Regions from separate parts of the Homo sapiens genome. Here region 1 is linked to region 2. Evidence: chromatin contacts called from ENCODE Hi-C data. All regions are on one chromosome and are shown on one strand. Each heading gives the region's core, a stretch centred on a gene start or an enhancer-like site at or near the end of the contact. The rest is flanking DNA. Distances are from core to core; before and after follow the strand shown.

Region 1 (5,465 bases), core at 542-3,041, 2.5 Mb before region 2:
TAAGACACATGTTTCAATAAAATTATTATTTTTTTAAATTCCACGCCAGGTACAGTGGCTCATGCCTGTAATCCCAGCACTTTGGGAGGCTGAGGTGGGTGGATTGCTTGAGTTCAGGAGTTCAAGACCAGCCTGGGCAACATGGGGAAGCCCCATCTCTACAAAAAATATAAACATTAGCTGTGTATGGTTGAGCGTGCCTGTAGTCACAGCTACTTGGGAGGCTGAAGTGGGAGGATCACTTGAGCCTGGGAAGCAGAGGTTTCAGTGAGCTCAGATAGCGCCACTGCACTCCAGCCTGGGCAGGAGTAAAACCCTGTCTCAAAAAAAAAAAAAAAAAAAAAAAAAAAAGAAAGAAAGACAAAAGAAAAAAAAATCCAGGAAGTCTATGAAAAGACATCAACTCAACATAATATTACTCAAGGTTATTACTATAATTTGTGAGCCGTCAATATGAGAGTCACTCTCTAACCTGGTTATTAAATGCACTGGATTCAAAACAGTTGTCCCTGGCCTAGAATAACTAAAATGCCAAATCAAGTTAATTATTTATCTTTAAAATCTCTAATCTCTCTGCTCTTCTCTCCCTTCAGTGATATTGTCATAGTTTAATCAAAGTCATCTTCCACCTTAAATTTCATCTGTCATCATCTCCTAATCAGTTTCCCAATAGCTTATTTTAACTGTTCTTTGCACACTAACCAAAGTGATGTAAAGTCTAAACCCAGACCCTTTCACTTCTTTTTTTCGAATGCCTCAATAGAAGCCCATTAAATTTAAAATGTAATGCCAACTCCAAGCCCCTGTCTGCCTCATCTCTCTCACATCATGCTGTTCTTTCCCTCCCTCAATATGCTGGAGACACTTTGGCTTTCTTTCTGTTCTTCCAAAACGCCGGGCTGTCTCACCGAGAGACCTTTGTCTGCTGTCCCCTCTGCCCAAAACAATTCATCATTTTATTGGTTCCATGGCTGAATGACTGATGGTTTAAATGCCATCTTATAAAGTTCTCATATAACAATCTTATCTGAAGTTATCCTCCAGTGTCCACACCATGCCTATTTCTTTCCTTGACATGATTAATTACTATTCTATGTGCTTGCTTACTTGTTGGTTTTCTCCCTCTTCTTTGTTAGACTGAAAATTCTATGAGGGCAGCTATCGTGTCTAGCTGTGTTAGGGGCGTATCCCCAGTGCCTAGCAAATGTATAGCATACAAGACGTCCTTCAATAAACACAGAAATACTTGTTTAATGAATTAATAGACATTCCCTAAAGATCACAAGATACCTGTTCAGCCACGAAGAAGACTGCACTGTGCACTGCTGTTCAAAGACATGGCAGTGAAATCAGATGCCTTTCAAACTCTAAGCCTAAGCAGTATTGGCATTCCGTTCTCGGTTTCCTGGCTGTCACAACTACAGTCCCTTAGCCCGAAGCGAAACCCCCTCCGCGCTCCGCCCGCTGGCTAGGTACCAAGTCTCGCGGCCCCACCCACCGCGCAAGCGCGCCCCCTCTTTGGCTGGGGAGCTAACCTCGGGAGGGCGGGGCGCCGCCGCGAGCCACCACTGGCACAGGGTGACGTCGCTCCGCCGCGCAGCTGGAAGCCTGCGAAGTCAAATAGCAGCCGCGGGGAGGCTCGTTCCCATCGGCATCTGTGACTGGCTGCGATCGAGGGCCCGGGCGGCCGGCCAGCCGTCTCGCCGAGTGCGGACTGGCCGGATCTGCTGTCAGTCAGCGGGAACAGACTTCTCCCTCTCCATCTGGTCAACTGCGGGAGAAAAATTTTCGAGAATTTCCAGCAGGCAAGGCAGTGGCCGCTTTGACTGCTTGCTTCGGAGATCCGAGACGACGGAGAAGGCACTCTTATTTACCGACCAAGAAAGCTCCTCCCCCGTCCTCCGTTAGCTAATTAAAACATTTTTCAGGGACGTAGCCATCCAGAGGTAAGAGCCTAGAGAGTGCAATTCATTTATTTCTGCTAACCATGTATGCTGTTCTTTATTGGCGGTCGCGGAATGGAGAGTAAACGGAGAAGGGTTTCCCGGGAGGTCGAAGGGGAGACGTCGGTTTCCGTTCCCCCGCCCCCCGAGTCGGCGCTTGGCCGGCGGCCTCTCGGAGTTCTCAGAGCGTCGCTTTCTTCCCTTTGGAGGTCGTGAGCAGCTCGTCGGGGTGAGGCGGGGCCCAGCTGGGCTGCCTGCGCCCCGGGCGGCGGGTTTCCAGCCCAGACTGCGCTCGGCCTTGAATGTGGCCGCAGGCTGGAGGGCCAGCGCGGCGCGAGGCGGGCAGGGTGGGTGGGCTGGGACTGGAGACCCTTGCCCGAGGCCCCGGAAGCGAGGATGCTGCGGGGTGGGTGCCGCGTTGCCTCCCGGGCGAGGGAAACGTGGCGACAACGGGCTCGGTACGCCCAGAGGGAGGTTGGGAGGCGGAGACCTGGCGGCAGAAGGTGCCGAGGGAGCCCAGCTATTTGCGAGGCTTCGCAGGCAGGCGGGCGTGTGTTCTTCCCACCGTGTGTCACCCTGACCACCCGCCTGTCAGGGCCAGCGAGCCGAGGCCAGGATCCTGAGCTGTACCCAGGTGAGCTTTTCAGGAGGTCCGGCATCGTGAAGGATGCACAGCCCCGGCTGGTTTTGATCCGAAGACTTGGGTTTTACTTTGCGCAGGGAGCGCTGTAGTACTCAAGGCGTTGTAGCTGGTGATGTCTTTTTCAGCAGCCGCTTTCTGTAGATGAGGGAATTCACCGGATGTGACAAAGAGGCTCCAGGTGGAAATAGCCAGGGAATTTGCAGTCTCAAAAGCTCCACGGGCTTTTCTGAGCCTCCCACTGCTAACGTGCAGCAAGGCCTCATCGGTTCTTTCCGTCAGGGCGGAGGAATGAGGCTGTCCTTCGGTTTCAGAATGAGCGACTAAAGTGACAGATTACAATGACGATGAAAAAGAGCAATGAGACCGGTAGCAATGGCTCACGCCTGTGATCACAGCACTTTGGAAGGCCAAAGCGGGCTTGAGCCCAGGAGTTCGAGACCAGCCTGGGCAACACATCGAAACCTCGGCTCTACAAAACATACAAAAATTACCCGGGCGTGGTGGCATGTGCCTGTGGTCCCAGCCCCGGAGGCTGAGGTGGGAGGATCTCTTGATCCTGAGTGGTCGAGGCTGCAGTGAGCCGAGATCGCACCACTGCACTCCAGCCTGGGCGACAGAGCAAGACCCTGTCTCAGAAAGAAAAAGAAAAACAGCCATGGTTTGTGGTGTTCTGGTTAGGCAGCTGTGGCAGGAAGAAGAGCAGCACGTGCGTGTGTGTGTGTCTGATAAAATACCTTAGTTACAATATTTGAGTAGTGAGTTCTCGCTAATAATTTTTTCTTGCAACCTTAGTCATTACTACTGATCACCCAGGCAAATTCCTTGACTGCAATCCTTAGAGACGAGGAAAGAAGAGAGGAGAGTGGCTGGTGACATAATAGACTGTGAAGGAAAGTTCTTAAAGGCATTATAAAGTTACAGGTTTGGGATATAGTCTGTGGCTTGTATGCATATTTACTAACGTGTCTTAAAAGATATCTATGGGAATAGAATACTGAGTACTTTTCACTGCTCACATTTCACACTTTTCTCCAGTCACACATCTGAACATAGACATATTCACATTAAACCTAAGGGGAGTCCTTTGGAGTTTTTATTGTTGTTTTCTTTTTTCCCCTCAGGTAAAGCAGTAAATTTTCTTTCCCTTCCTCCTAGCAGGGTATTGAGAAAGAAGGTATTGGGGTCCCAATTAGCTGAAATACATTCTGGAAATTTCCATACTATTTGAATTTACTGGGATGCCTTAATTGATTTTCTAAAAAGGTCGATAGGTAAATATTTGGTTTAAGAATATTTAAAAGGGCTGTGTTCTCATTGTGGAAGTTGTAGATACCTAAATGCCACTTCATAATGGGCAGATAGGAATGCTTTCTTAAAATATTTTTTCTAGAGGGATAAAATCTAAGCAGGTTTCAGAACTTTAGAACTCCTGAATAATTTTGGCATGTGCTTAAACTGCCCTTTTGACCTGCTTTTAACATACAAGAACAGTTTAACTCAAATCCAGTGCACCTTCCTGCCAGAGAAAGTGCTTTCCTTTTGGATGACTTGACTTCCAAAGATTGAATATAATGTTAAAATGGTTTATAAAAATAAACTAGCCATGTTTTCCGATCAAAAAATTGACCTAAATCTCCCCTGCTTACTTAAAAAGATTCCTTCTCTCTCTTAGTTTGTGGAATAATGAACTCATCCCAATTTTTAATTGCTGAACTGACAAAAGACAATCCTTAGGTGTTTGCTAGTTTGTTCTCCACTCTTTTTGTTTAGAGAACACTGATTGCTTTTTTTTTTTCCTTAAGGTTTTTGTTTTTCACATCACAAGTTCTACTCCCCTTGCCTTGCTGGTCAAAGCATAGTCATTCCCATGGGCATCGGCAGAGCTGTGGGGTCTATGATGGCAGATCCCAATTGTGGAGTTCTGGAGGAGGAAACTTTTCTTAATGTGCAGGTTTAATTCAAAGTTGTTATTTACTTTGGGAACTCCAGCTGCCTTTGAATTGTTTCTTAGGGAATATGGAGGGGATTGATATGATTTAGTTACATTGCAGATGGAAAAGGACATGGAGCCAGTTCGTAACATCTCGTTTACCTAAGCGATGCCGACCTGTTTGTTTGTTTTTTATAAACTAGCTATATATCTGGGTCACATTTCATCTCTGCCAATAATATGCCTTAAAGTAGGTGGTTTCCTATGACTGCCTGCTTTCTGAGATGATTATAGAAACAATACACGAGGAAGGATGCCAGGTTGATGATTGATTTTAAAATACGCAGGTTTTTAGCCTTACAGAAACTGCTCAATTTGCATTTTATCTCATTTCTTAAAAATGTTTCCAGTGGATATTTGTTCTCTGTGAGAATGCAGTTCTATTTTATTATTTAAAAAAAAATTGGGGGGAGGATAAAGAGGAGATAAAACGGCAAGAATATACTAGAACAGTTGCAGAAAAACTTCAATATTTATTTATTTGTAATTCCAGAACTCTGATTTAAAGTAGGTGCATGACTGCAAAGTAGCTCAAGGCTGAATATGGCATATATACTTTCAGACCGAAGCCAAAAGAATAGTATTTTGCTAATCTCAAGTTAACTCTTCAAATACAAATATTTTCTAATAATTGTATTTCTTTAAAGTTCTTTTTTTTTTCTATATGATATAAAGCTGCTTTGGGAATTATCTCCAAATAATTAGTACTTCCATTACCTGGTAGATTGTATTGTAGTTTGAAGTCTCAATTCATCACCTATAATTAACATAATTGGGTTTTTAAATTTTTTTTAACACACCATTGCTGGCTTGAATCCATAATTGTTGCTGAATAAAATCTAACTCTCAATTAGAAGCAAAAGAACAAACATCTCTTGCAATGGAATGT
Region 2 (5,659 bases), core at 963-3,462:
CACTCTGGAAAATTAATTTATGACTCTAGGGTAGCAGTTATAGCAAAATAATATTCCTGGCACATGTCTGAAGACCCTTAGTCATTACTTTGAAGTATTTCCACTTAAATTTGACAACGGCACTGATGGATTCTTAAATTGAAAGAAAGGACAGTATTCTGGCAAATGAGGCAGCCTGGTGTCAAAAAATGTGGGATAGGTTTCTGGCTACTCCAGTTGCTTGTTTTGTGACACTAAGAATAAATAAAGAAAACCACATATAAGCATTGAACAAAGGAAAGTGTTTATTTGCGTTATGTAGTTTGTAATTGTTAAAAAGAAAAAAAATCTGTTTTACTTTTCTTGCTGCTCTTTCTTAAAAAAACAAAACAAAACAAAATAACAACAACAACAACAAAAACAGAACAAGGAGATGATTTTATCTCAAAATAAAATATAATACTCACTTGCCTTTGTTTTACCACCACTTGCAATCGGGCCAAGACCATTGGTATTATCTGAATTTAACTTTACTGTAGACTTCTTCAAAACCCAAATTGAACTCAGAGAATAAAGCAGTCTCTTTAAGATAAATTTGATTCCATTTTTATAATGTCTAGTACAAACAGAACAAAATGTTTTCTTTTGAGTGCTGAATGAACAATATATGGGAAATGCTCAGAGCACTGTGGCTGGCACATAGAAGGTTTTGACATAGGTTATTCATTATTGACACCCTGAAACTGAGTAACACACAGGATGACACACGTGAATGCACCAAAGCTGGACCTCAAATTCTGAAATTCAACTTTACAGCCTCTGCTTCTGTCCATCTGCTAAGGACTCATTGAAAAGTTGGGGGGTATAATTATATCTATCTATATTTATGTGTCTATATCTAGATAGGAAAGCAGATAGAGAGATAGAGAGATAGATAGATAGATAGATAGATAGATAGATAGATAGATAGATAGATAGATAGAGATATATAATCATCTTCAAATTGCCAAATGTATAGAGGATAGACTGTAGTAGAAAAGGATTGGGGCGGGGACAGTAGGCTAACAAGAGGGAATTAAATTCTGAGCAAGAATGTGGCCATGGAAATAAAAAGGAAAAATGCCAAGGAAATGGTTGCTAAAATTCTAATTGGCACCTGGTTGTATAAAAAGTGATGGAGGAGATGAAAGATGGAAGGCTAGTTTGACTGAGGGAAAGACATGGAGTTTGAAGCACTGGAATACCATAGACAGCATTGAATAGGAGGCCCTGACCAGCAGGGCAACTGTCTGAGGTTGTGCAGGCTGAGCAGGGGCTGAAATCCAGCTCAGTTTGCTGCCAAGCTGAAGATCCTGATGCGAGCATTGTGCATCTGGAGGAAGGGGACGTTTGTTACAACTCGCACAAAGGGTGGAAGAGGCTTTGCTGATCAGATATCCACATTGAGCTTTAAGATGAAGCCATAGGCCTATATGAAATTTTCCAAGGAAGAAAGACTAAGAGAGAAAACAAAATAAACACAGACACTGAAACCAAGAAGGTGGGAAGAAAACAGGAGCCCTCTAACAAGAGGGAAGAAAAAAAAAAGCCTAGGAGAGGGGCAGAGCCATAGGCTATGCACTAGATCTCTACAAGATCTCTAATATCAAAAGACAGAACTATTTCAAGAAGAGCATGAGGGTAAACAGTATAGATGGCAGAAAGAACAGAAGGTGAAGACAGAGATAAAAAGCTGTTGAATTTAACTGTTAATTCAGCCATCATGAGCAACCTCTGAGAGGTCATTTCAATATTGTGGTAGAAATAATGCCAAAGTGCAAAGGGCAATCAACTCAGAGGGAGGCAAGGGAGAAGAAACAAAAAATATAAATTTTTCTTGGCACCAGGAAAAAAGAACATGGTTGAAAAGGCTGAAGATTTGTTTGTTTGTTTCATGTAGAAGAGGCCTGAACATCGTTGTGCAGTGAGGAAAAGCAAAGGTGCAAGTAAAAGGACATAATTTATGAAGCAAGTCCCGGTTCCATCTTCATAAATATTTTGTTTAAAAGTTCCATAAACACCAGTGGCCCAGGAAATGCTTTAGCAAATACTCATTAACAAAATGACAGCTATTTAAAAATGTTCCCATAGCTATCATATGTTTATCACTCCTTGAGAATAAAGTCTGGCATGGAATCGTGACTGTTTTCTTTAGTATGAGAACCCTTCCACTCCCTGGGGATTTTCAGAGAATGGGGTACATGATTGACCTCTTACTCAGACAGAAGGAAATTATGCTTTCACTTCCTGCCCCCTTATGTATTTGTCACTCAGTCATTACTTCTGGCTAGATACAGATATTAGACTGAAAGCTTGGAAGCCAAGGTTCTAGATCAGTGATATTTCAGGACTAGTTCTCCTACTCTTAAAAAAAAAAAAGTGATCAGGACTCACTAATTTCCAAGTCATTTCAGTTCTGAAATAATCAAATGAGCAAAGTCATATGTAAAAGAATGCTTATCCTAATTTTATTCACAGCAGAAGTCACTGAAACAATGTAGGTCCCCAACAATAGGAGCCATGTTCTATTATGTACAGTATAACCATAGAATGGAAGAATACACAACAGTAAAATTTTTTTTCAAAGTGTTCTGATTGATATAAAACAAATAATTTCCACAATACCTACAGCAAAAGAAACAAAACCAAAAAAGAAAAGGAGGGGGGTTATAGAATAACACTTGAGACCTTCTTGTCCTCCAATTCCACTTTCTGAATTATTATTGACTGTAGATACCCGATGCTTTTTCTTCTGGCAATTTACAGTTCCAAATTACTGTTTGCTAACAGTAATTTCAGAATTTATTAAATGGCTTTGCTTAATGAACTGTTCATGTTTTAGCATGATTCAGCAGTATACTAAGTAACAAATACTCCAATAATCAAATATGAAATAAAACATAGCAGTTTTAACATCATTTTATTTGTCGATGTCTTTTTAAATTAAGGTTTGAAAGTAATAGTCATTCAACAAACATTTATTTCATGATTAAGATGTATTAATACAAAAAGAACCTTGGATTCATATTACCTCTTCAACTGTCCAGAAGCTCCAATTTAATATGTTAAACAAAGGCCAATATGTAGGAACATACTTGAGTCAGTTTGAGTATCTTTTTTCCCTGGGAGATTGTAATTGAAAATGAACTAAATGTGGATTTTTCAAAGAACAAAGCATTTATCTCTTTCTCTGTTCAACAACTTCAGAAATCTCAATATCTTCTCTTCCCTGAACACAATCAAAAGCACTAAGCTTGACAGTTCCTTGGGAAACATAAATCTTGCTCACTGAATTCTAGTTTATAAGGGGCTGAATTCTGAGGCTTCTGGAGAATTCTCATAAGGTTGTACTAAGAAGCACCCTTATAAGGTGTTATCAGTGAATGCTAACATGCATTAATTCATTTAAATGGTTGTTTCCTTTTCCAGGTTTGAAAAGTATCTTTCTAAATCGAAGTCTTCCTAAGCGTGTATTCAAAATGACACTGACATTTCAGGAATTTTAAATTTAGGTCTTATGGTACAAAAGTTCTAAATTTAAAATACATATTCTTTAGTATGTCGAATTTCCTATTTAGGTATGAACACGAAAATTAAATTTCGATTAAAATGAAAGAGGAGTCAAGTGAGGAAAAGCTTTACTGAATTGACTTAACATAGCATATTTTCAGTTTAAAACAGCGGTGTTTCAATTGGAATAACATTTCATTTTAAAATAAGTCATGCCACCTAACTGAAGGTAGGAAGCAAAAATAAGCACAATTTCTAGACAATTGTTTTTTTTTTCTTTTTTTTTTCTTTTTTTTTTTTTTTGAGATAGAATCTCACTCTGTTGCCCATATTGGAGTGCAGTGGTGTGATCTCGGCTCACTGAAACCTCCGCCTACCAGGTTGCAGTGATGCTCCTACCTCAGCCTCCCGGGTAGCTGGGATTACAGACATGCGCCACCGTGCCTGGCTAATTTTTTTATTTTTTGTAGTAGAGATGGGGTTTCACCATGTTGGCCAGGCTGCCCTCGAACTCCTGACCTCAAGTGATTCGTCCGCCTTGGCCTCCCAAAGTGCTGGGATTACAGGTGTGAATCACCATGCCTGGCCTAGAGAATTGTTTTAGACAAAGTTAACAAACATATGCATATCCCAAATTCATTATTGCAGACAAAAGCCAGTCTCTAATTCATTGTTTCAAACAGAAAAGTTTGTCATATACACCATCTGATGCTTTAACACTTAGGAAAAATTTCTACAGTGACTAGGTGAAACTTGTATTTTTTTAAAAATTAAAGAAAAATGAGCTTCTAATACAAAAGTCTTCACAATGTGATTCCAAATAAAGTTAAATGATCAAGTATTTAGCCAAGGAATCTAATTAAAGTTGAAACATAGAATTGCCCTGGACTCAGCTTATAGCTTAATAAATGTATGTAATATATCCAGTTTTTTTCTTTTGTAGAGTGAGATTAATAAAAGTGACTACTATCATTTTCAAGATCTTTGAGAAATCAGTGATTCGTTTTGCTCTAAAATGCACAATATAAAAATATTAGAAGAAAACACATATTGTCATATATTGTGCTACTAATTCATTGTACATGGTTTATAAAATTGCTTTGTAGTGTTTTTCAGCTTAAAAGAACTTGTAAGTTAGAAAGCCATTCAAGAAATCAGAAAAATCACTGAGAAAATAAATCTTGCCTTATTCATTGTTTTCTTAAGCATAATCTCCACACAGAAGAATTGAATAAACCAGAAAATGAATATTTTTTTCCTTTTCTCTCTTTCCTACAAAGCATTATTATGCTGTTTCCCAGCTAGACATGCATGTGAACAGCGTGATTGTGAATGGGACTAAAATAAAACACTTAGTGCTTGATTAATATTAGGTATGCCTCTTGGGATTTGTTTAGTCACTGATTCCTTGACACACACCTCCAGTAACTTTATAAAAAGAACAAACCACACTTTCTGTATAAGATGCAGTAACACATTACTTATTCCAGAACTACTTCCATGGCAACCTCTACTACAGAACACAACTAAGAACTTGGACACAAGCCAAGTGTCTCCTGAGCACCCAAAATAGATGTCACTGTGTCTATGTCCTTTGGCACATGCACGTTTCTCATAAGAGAATCTCTTGGACCCTCAGATAAAGTTATTGCCTCTTATTCGTCCATAATTTTTTATAAACTTGTTCATTTTCTGGTGTTCTTGCTCCCAGCACAAAATAATCATGAAGAGGTTGTTGAGGTTGAAGGAAGTTATTAGAGATATGCAAACTGTCTACACCAGTAAGTAAAGAAGTCACTCTTCAATATGGAAGGTGGACACAGGAGGAAAAAAAAAGTCCTATAAAAATAATACAAGAATTAAAAAAAGGCTGGGCGCAGTGGCTCACGTTTGTAATCCCAGCACTTTGGGAGGCCGAGGTGGGTGGATCATGAGGTCAGCAGTTCAAGACCAGCGTGGCCAACATGGTGAAACCCCATCTCTACCAAAATTACAAAAATTAGCCAGGCATGGTGGCAGGCCCCTGTAATCCCAGCTACTCTGGAGGCTGAGGCAGGAGAATCACTTGAATCCAGGAGGTGGAGGTTGCAGTGAGCCAAGAGCGTGCCATTGCACTCCAGCCTGGGCGACA

Evidence for each region. A loop is a pair of places that touch in the nucleus more often than their neighbours do. Pooled maps may share reads with other maps.
Region 1: a map with no recorded cell type shows a loop between it and region 2 (11-fold over the local background). The contact joins the promoter of PPM1K here to the enhancer-like site in region 2. A Hi-C loop is called at or near these places in 3 of 37 single-sample maps with no recorded cell type and 5 of 50 pooled maps.

Annotation. Positions count from the first base shown.
Region 1 is chr4:88,280,887-88,286,351 of GRCh38, reverse strand. PPM1K (protein phosphatase, Mg2+/Mn2+ dependent 1K) reads left to right here and starts at 1,791. Exons shown (of 7, transcript NM_152542.5): 1 at 1,791-1,946. PPM1K-DT (PPM1K divergent transcript) reads right to left here and starts at 1,422. Exons shown (of 5, transcript NR_134238.1): 1 at 1,291-1,422. RefSeq lists a silencer at 1,429-1,648 and enhancers at 1,383-1,906, 1,819-1,908, 1,949-2,008.
Region 2 is chr4:85,780,209-85,785,867 of GRCh38, reverse strand. All of the region lies in intron 3 of ARHGAP24 (Rho GTPase activating protein 24), which reads right to left. Among named protein-coding and RNA genes, the nearest start is that of MIR4451, 61 kb to the right of the region's middle. Within about 2 kb of position 2,212, at least 3 of the 41 ENCODE cell types and tissues checked have a DNase peak (open chromatin) inside an H3K27ac peak, as active enhancers do.